Linked DNA regions of Homo sapiens: regions 1 and 3 are each linked to region 2. A link is a loop called in an ENCODE intact Hi-C map of the cell type or tissue named here. Cell type or tissue: IMR-90. All regions are shown on one strand.

Region 1 (2,500 bases), 2.0 Mb before region 2:
TTTATAAATCCCAGGAGGTTTACATAACCCAGATCATAAGAAAATCTAAGCGAAGTTCTATGTTGAGGTCTGATTGGAAAAAGACATAAGCTCTGGATTTAAAAGTAAGTTGAGTATATATGGATTTTTATCTTGGGTCTAATTATTAGGTTATTACAAAAGTAATTATGTTTTTTGGCATTATTTTCAAATGGCAAAAACCGCAGTTACTTTTGCAACAGCCTAATATTTAATAGCCTTGCTTCTTTCTTGGAAACTGTTCTTGTTACTTTGAGTCTCTACCAGTCCCATCTTTTCTTGTTCACGATGTAATGTCTGTTTGGACAGATGTATCAAAGTACCTTAATCTAAGACACCAAATAGGAGAAAAACCTACACTTTTCTCCCATATAAATCCAGCATTATTCTCTTCTATTACATTTTTCACATAGACTGTAAATTAAAAAAAAAAAAAAACACACACACACACATTCTTGGTAATTGTCATGAAAATGGTATCTGCTGAAATATTTATGGAAACATCTGCGGTAGGTGAAGAGTCCCACAGCAGAGGAGCTATTTGTGCTTGTCTTAGTGACACGGGCTGGTTCTTCAGGTGACTCAGAACGTGTGTTCAAATTTGGTATTTGACAATTATCTCGGACACATGCAGAGAACCTCTCTTCCTCAAAAGCAGTTTAGAGAAGCTTAAACTTGGAAAAGTTGTACTTTCTCTGGTTAAACATAAGACTGGTAATAAAGGCAGCAATCTTTGTTCTAAGGTGAGGGAACTTGAGGCTTTGGAGCAGTAGCTTTGGAATTCCTAAAAGTTTAACAGCATTGAAGCTACTTGAAAATGGTGCATCGGGAGCCCATCCAGACTTGTAACTAATAACAGTCCTGGCAGGACACCACGCACCTCCTGCTTAGCGTCAGCTGTGACTAATACCCACAGCCACCTAGGGGAACAATGGCATTTTATTTGCTACATCACATGGCGAAAGAGCAACATTAGCCCACATCTCGTCTGTGACTCGGAGATCCAGTCTCCAAGCACTGACTGGTAGGGAAAGGCATTTCGTGTGGACAGTAAAATTCCCTCCACCACCAGTGGGAGCTCTTTACTTAACTGTTGTTCAGAGCAAGTCCGTAGGAGAATGAAATTCCAGTTCCACAGCCCTCACTGAAGCAAAGGGGTCGGCCTCTGTGGAACTCACAGAAGTTTGTGTGTTTGTGTATGTGAGTGCAGGTGTGTGCCTGTGTATTATGTTTGTTTTATGTCATTTTAGATGTGTTAAAAAAATAACAGAACAGAAATGGAGAAAGGAATGCTATTGTCAAAAAAGGAAAGAGGGGAAAGAAGTTACATTACGAAGCTAGCTTAGTAACCCCCAAACTTCCCACACAATTGTTCAAACTTAGTCCTTGCAGGTCAGTGCCCTATAGGGCTTCAAAGCTTTTCTGCTGTTTGAGGCCTCTCCCCCAGCACCTGCCTCTCACACACACCCCTGTTGTGGTCTTTTTCCCCCAAACTCATATATTTTGTTCTGTTCTAGTCCAAGTAGTTTAAAAAAAGCTTCCCTATTGAAACCACACACAAATACCGGAATCCAAGTATTTTTGAAGAGCTTTCTTTTGTTGTTATTTTTTTGTTCCTTTTTACTTAAGAGAACAAGAAATTAGAGGATTGCCAAAAATAGAAATGGAGAAAAACGAAGATGAATGTAACAATGAATACGTGAGATATTTTAAATGTCTAAACTGGTACAATTCAAATTATAAATGACATTATGGTCTGTGTTGCATTTGGCAGGAGTTGTTGCATGGAGATTGTATGGCAGGAGCCCATTTTCCTTCCCTGAAGCCAAGCTGGGTGTGTGGAGGGTGTCAATCGAATTAGGAGAGATTGTGTTGCTTTTGGTGGGGGTGTAGGTGGGGCAATTTGTGAGTCCTCAAGCCTGCCTTCTATGCCTCACTCACTAACTAGAAAGGTTATTCAGTGCAAGAACCATGATTAACAAGCAGCTGTCAGCTGAGTGTGATGGCTCACGCCTGTAATCCCAGCGTTTTGGGAGACTGACAAAGGAGGATGACTTGAGGCCAGGAGTTCTAGGCTGCAGTGAGCTATGATGGCGTCACTGCACTCCAGCCTGGGCAACAGAGCTAGACCCTGTCTCAAATGAACACATAAACTAACAAGCAACTGTCAAAAAGCATCCTCAAAAGTGGGAGTGCACAAGGCCACTGGCCAATAAGGCTAATAAAATGAGCCCAGTCTTCCCCCCGAACACAGTGGATTTCCATCTATGCGATAACGTCGTCGGAGCATTGTCCCTGCATGAACTTGACCTTGTCTTCTGATTCTACTTCTCAGATTCAGCAAGAGAAAAGAAGGGCCTGTAAAGGAAAGAGAAAGAGAGAGGCTGTCAAAGGTGCGTAGCTGCCATCTTGCTTCAGTGAGTGAGGCCGTGGCACCTCCAAATGTCCCCTCAGGAAAAAAATTCTGAAAAAGCCACGAGGA
Region 2 (2,500 bases):
TGATGCACAGGGAATGGTAACCCCAGACATAAGGCATTAGTACTCGAAATTTTCAAAGTCAGTGTAATGCATTGCAGAACACCATACCAATACAGATTTGCTCACATTAAAGTAAAATTAATTTTTTTTTAAAAAAGAGCCCACTACTTTACTTAGGCCAAAATCTCCCTCTTGGAAGAAAATGTTCTACTGAAGTGTTAAGTTAAAAACGGAAGCTAGGCATTACTGTTCTCTGCTGAATTAAAAAAAAAACAAAAAAAAAACCAAAACTTTAAACAACCAAAATGGCTACAACGGACCCAACTCTACCAGAACGTATCAAAGCAATGTGAATAACCTAACAGGGCAGCTACTGTTTCAGCACGCAGGACATCTTTCCATTATTACATACAGTCAGGGACGGGAGAGCCGACAATGTGATTAAAGTAGTTACGGAGACGCTGAATTTACAAAGGGTTTTCTGGACCCTGTATCCAAACAGCTGCTGCATGCTCCCTGTGTCGACCACCTGCTAAAAAAGCTGACCTCTGAATGAAACAAATCTAATTACTGATGGCGGCTTCATTACAAATGAATTGTTCCACAGTTCATAGGAACTGATGTGAAACTTCAATGCATTTGATTACCTTCCTGCCACATCATATTTACCGATTCAAACTTTCCTCTGGAAATAAATATAAAACTTCCCCAAGGAAAGCGACCCCCTGTCATCAGGGGGTTGTATGCATTCTCAAAAACTTAGAGAGGACTCTTTCCTATGGCTCCTACAGGAAGAAATCTTTCTGATCTCTGGAGCTAGCATTCAGCTGCAAGGGAGACCTTTTCCAGGCACACATTATCCAGTCATCCAGGCAGGCCGTTATCAGGAGAATTTTAAAAGAAATGCTGCTGTGGAGGACAAGACAGCAGCAGCAACCTCAACCGCGCAAACGGCAGGCTTCCAGAAACGCAGGGCCCTCGCAGGTCTGGACATAGCTGGAAAGACAGACTCATCTTCATCATCAGAATGGGGGGGGGGAGTGGTGAGTACCTGTCACCTCCCCCCAGGACCCCCCATCTCGACACATTACAAAAAGAAGTTATTAACGTCTAAACCTTAGGTTGAAATAACTATTGTTCTACTTTTCTTTTTCTCCCAACTAGGTATTTCTAATTCTCCTACCGGATACACACAAACTAATAGTTAATATAGCGCAAAGATAAAGATACACACACCGAACTAAACGCTGAAGAGGCTAACGGAATTGCTTTCAACTAGATTTAAACAGAAATATTAAATCCTCATAAGAAAAAAAAAAACAGCCTCAAAGAGAACCGGTCAGTGAAAGTGCAGAGTGGCTGGAGCAGGCGGCCTGGGGGAGGGGCGAGGCCTGGCGCTGCGCGATTCCGCATGGAAGAGTGACCTCTGGAGGCACCGGGCGGGCAGCGGCGCCGCGGGCTCCCCGCGACCGCCTCGCCCGCCCGCCCGCCTCTCCCGGACTCCGGGACCCGCTGCTGCGCGAGGTCCTAGCCCGGCTCCTTCCGGCACCACCTGGCGCCTCCCGAGCCGGCATCGATGCAAAGATGCCGCCGCCAGTACTTCATCAGCAAATACAACAATTTACATTAAAAATATAATCCATGCAAGAGCAGACTACATGGAAGGAGGCAGAGCTAAGTAACTTCTCCGTATGAGCGGTGTTGAAAGTGCCTTCTAGCATCATACAAACATTTGTTTAAACCGATTTGTAACCGACGTTTTCGCCCTTTTCATGAAGGGATTCTTGGTTAACATGTTAGTGAATTTGAAATTTGACACTTTTAAGAGAATGGACACACTCCTTTAAGACGTGATTTCTAAATCAATCCCCCATTTCTTTTCTCCTAAAACCAGGCCCAACTTGCTCAACTTCAATTAGGCCATTGATTTTGCTTCTGATCTCAAACGTTTTCTCCAGAAACCAGCTAATGTCTGCATACTTCTTCTCCAAGTTTCCCGAGACTACAATTCCAAGATTCTGTAAAATATGTTTTGGCTGTGATTCGAAATAAGGGGATACACAGTACTGAATACCCAGATGACTACGAGTTATGACCACACAGATTTAGGGATGGATGGGATTTTCTAAATTCTGAATGCACTCTGGTGGCCCAAACTGAAAGTTACTCTCCACAAGGCCTGGCTCGCTCCCGGCTGTAGAGTCCGGTAAGAGCAAATCTGATCCTAAGGATCCCATTCCTACCAGGGTCCCGAGGGAGAAGGCTTCAGGAGCAGTGTCGACTGGGCAGGGCCCTAAGCTTTTATAGGAAGTGCATTACAATCAGGTCGGCCATCGAGACCGCATACTCCGGGGCTACCGGCTTATGAACGAAGCGGGAGGCCGAGGTGCGGCGGGCCCTCAGGGAGAAGCCTAAGGCCCGTCTCCCCGGCGCGGAGGAAAGGGCTCGACGCCCGAGTTCTCCTGCGAAGCAGGCGAGCTCCCCGCGCACCCTCGGGCTGGCGGCGCGGTGCCAAGGCGCC
Region 3 (2,500 bases), 1.8 Mb before region 2:
TAATGAAAAGTTCTATTAGTTGTCATCGGTTACCCTACTTCTGGTGTTCACAGAGTCGTCAAATAGGTATGTTCTCCATGTGCGGTAAAACTAATAGAGTAACTTTACTGTGACAAAGATAGGATGCTAAAGATCTATGTGTAGATTTAGATAAATCCATTCATTAACTGTAACTTAAATATATACATCTACACATATATATAATCTATTACTTAAATAATCCATGATTTTTGCAATATAAAGGAAACTGAATAAATCACATGTAAAATAACTTTGACATTTTCACTTTGTAAGACATTTTTCTCCAAATATTATATGTTCATATAAGTTAAATAGCACTTTTTGGATATTCTAATATCAAAAATGGAGTAATCACCTTACATTTGAAGACACAGAGTATGTGGGTATAAATTGCCCCTAATAGCTCTGTGTATTTAAAATAGAATTGGCATAGAAGGTTTCTGATTTCTTTTGGAAACAATTTCAAAATTGCCCAATTTTCAGGGATTCTTGAATTTTTTTACACAATTCAGTTAAAGTTTTCTTATATCATTATGTTATAAAGCATAAAAATGTAATAATCCCTGGGAGGTTCTCATACAAGCTAAAATATTACCAGTAACTGCCTCTGCTCTAACTCTATTTCCACTCACCTTCCCACAAACCAAAGCTCTTATGCTGAATTTCGTATTTATTACTAACATGTTAATATATAACATGGCTTAATTACTAATATGTGTAAGGATAAGCAATATATTGTTTTCTTTTGCTTGCTTTGTATCACAAAAATATTATGCTGTACTTCCTCTTCTAGGGTCATATTAATTGATCAATAAATAGAAAATTAAAATGAAAAGAAAGCAATAAAAAAAACCAAGCACTCAGAAGGCATTTCCATATACATCCTCAATGACTTTCTCTGAAATGTAATACTATTCCAATTCTACCTACAGAGATTATCATCTTTACCTCTTTGTGATATTTATATAAATGAAATTATTAAGCATATACTCTCCTGTGCATGGTTTCCTTTATTCCATTTTAAATTTATAATATTCAAGTCGCTTCATACAGCATCACATCATTCTTAATTATTGCTGTACAGCATATTCCATTGACCCTGTTACCAGTCTATCAATTTTCAGCTCCAAATGGACCCTTCTCTCTGCTTTGTAACACTTTGACTGCTGGGCTCTGTTGAAATTTTTCTTTTACTAACTGATCTATTAGGCTTTGTCAATAGAGGGCACTAGAGAGGCTTCTAATACCATTGCAGGAGGAAAGAGCTTTCTTTCCTGCCTCCAGGGTACTGTTCGTGCAAAAAAACAAAACAAACAAAAAAAAAAAACCAGGAGATGAGGCATAAGTAATTCAGTAGTTCTCATCTAAGCAGCCCTTGTGGATCAACCCTGGCCAGCATTCTGTACCAGCTTTTTAACCACCAGCTGAGTGCGTGTTTCTGTGACAGCCACACACACCTTCTCCAAAGGATTTGAATCTAAGCCTTGGGGAGGTAGGGAACTAGGCATTTCTGGTGTTTTAAGTTCTTCCTTTGTTCACGCTCCTTAAAATAGGTGGTAGCTACTTTCTGCTGTTGCAAATTTTCTACCTGTTAGAGTTCTATTTTGACCCTCTTATGACTTAACCACATTAGTACTTGTGAACATTATTTCTATTAAATTTTTCCTGTTCAAATTACTTGTGTGGGACTTGCACTTCCTGCCAAGATGGAATAAACAGGATAAGATTCATGCCCCCACCAATAACAACAAAAACAAAAATCAGACAAAAATATACAGAAGACTAGTTTCAAAATACTCAAAATTCAGCAATGAAAGGCCTAATTATAATATATTTCCTGAGAGACAGAAAATAAAAAAAAAATGAGGAGGATTCTATTCACTTCCCCACCTTTTTTCCTCAAGAGAATTTCAAGGTGGTGACTTACAGAGGGGAAACTCAGGAACAGCCCAGAAGATTCCCTAAAATGAAGAGACTGGAACTGAGAGTCATGGGGCCCCAAAGTAGGTAGAGTTCTCAGGACACAGTGGAAGAGAGAGAGAGAAATCTGGGGATATGCAGAAATACTTTGAATGTTCATGAAAGTGCTGATTAGCACATTCATGTGAGCAAAGTATGTAGGTCTGAGAAAGAACCACACAAAAAGCTGAAATCAAACATTGCCCAGTATGCACACAAGGGCAGGCGTAGAGCCTCTTCCAGAAACTCCGCTGTAAAACCTCAATCCAAAGCATGTTGAGTATAGTACCCGAGAATTTCTTCCCACTTTAAAGTGCAGAATTAACCCTTGATGTAACTCTACTTCAGAACCATGTAACAAACCATAAAAGCAAGACCCAAATAAGTCACACTGTCTCCACTAACAGCATGGCAGAACAAAGTGCAAGAAGTTCAGCAGGATCTCTTCAGATGCCAGTAAACACAAACATTCAGTACTCAACACAATGAAGTCAAGTGTCAGGCATCCAATCAAAGATGA

Evidence for each region. Hi-C counts contacts between places; a loop is a spot of excess contacts. Peaks named below come from ENCODE experiments on the same cell type or tissue, not always from the same donor. Only the 100,000 strongest peaks of a DNase experiment are listed, where the experiment ranks them.
Region 1: it touches region 2 in a loop (8-fold over the local background); 60 of 110 quality-filtered maps call a loop at or near these places.
Region 3: a loop joins it to region 2, with 9 times the contacts of the local background. A loop is called at or near these places in 32 of 110 quality-filtered maps.

What each region holds. Positions count from the first base shown.
Region 1 is chr13:104,570,746-104,573,245 of GRCh38, forward strand. No RefSeq gene overlaps it. Among named protein-coding and RNA genes, the nearest start is that of DAOA, 890 kb to the right of the region's middle. In IMR-90, a CTCF peak has its summit at 1,090; a DNase peak (open chromatin) is centred at 1,016.
Region 2 is chr13:106,531,815-106,534,314 of GRCh38, forward strand. The region is part of intron 1 of EFNB2 (ephrin B2); the gene reads right to left. Among named protein-coding and RNA genes, the nearest start is that of EFNB2, 2.6 kb to the right of the region's middle. RefSeq lists silencers at 1,287-1,346, 1,407-1,506. In IMR-90, CTCF peaks have their summits at 1,405 (motif pointing left) and 2,131; DNase peaks (open chromatin) are centred at 1,377 and 2,177; H3K4me3 peaks cover 2,126 bases; H3K27ac peaks cover 825 bases.
Region 3 is chr13:104,772,618-104,775,117 of GRCh38, forward strand. All of the region lies in intron 3 of LOC107984606 (a long non-coding RNA gene), which reads right to left. Among named protein-coding and RNA genes, the nearest start is that of DAOA, 690 kb to the right of the region's middle. In IMR-90, a CTCF peak has its summit at 1,240 (motif pointing right); no DNase peak of the experiment used is centred here.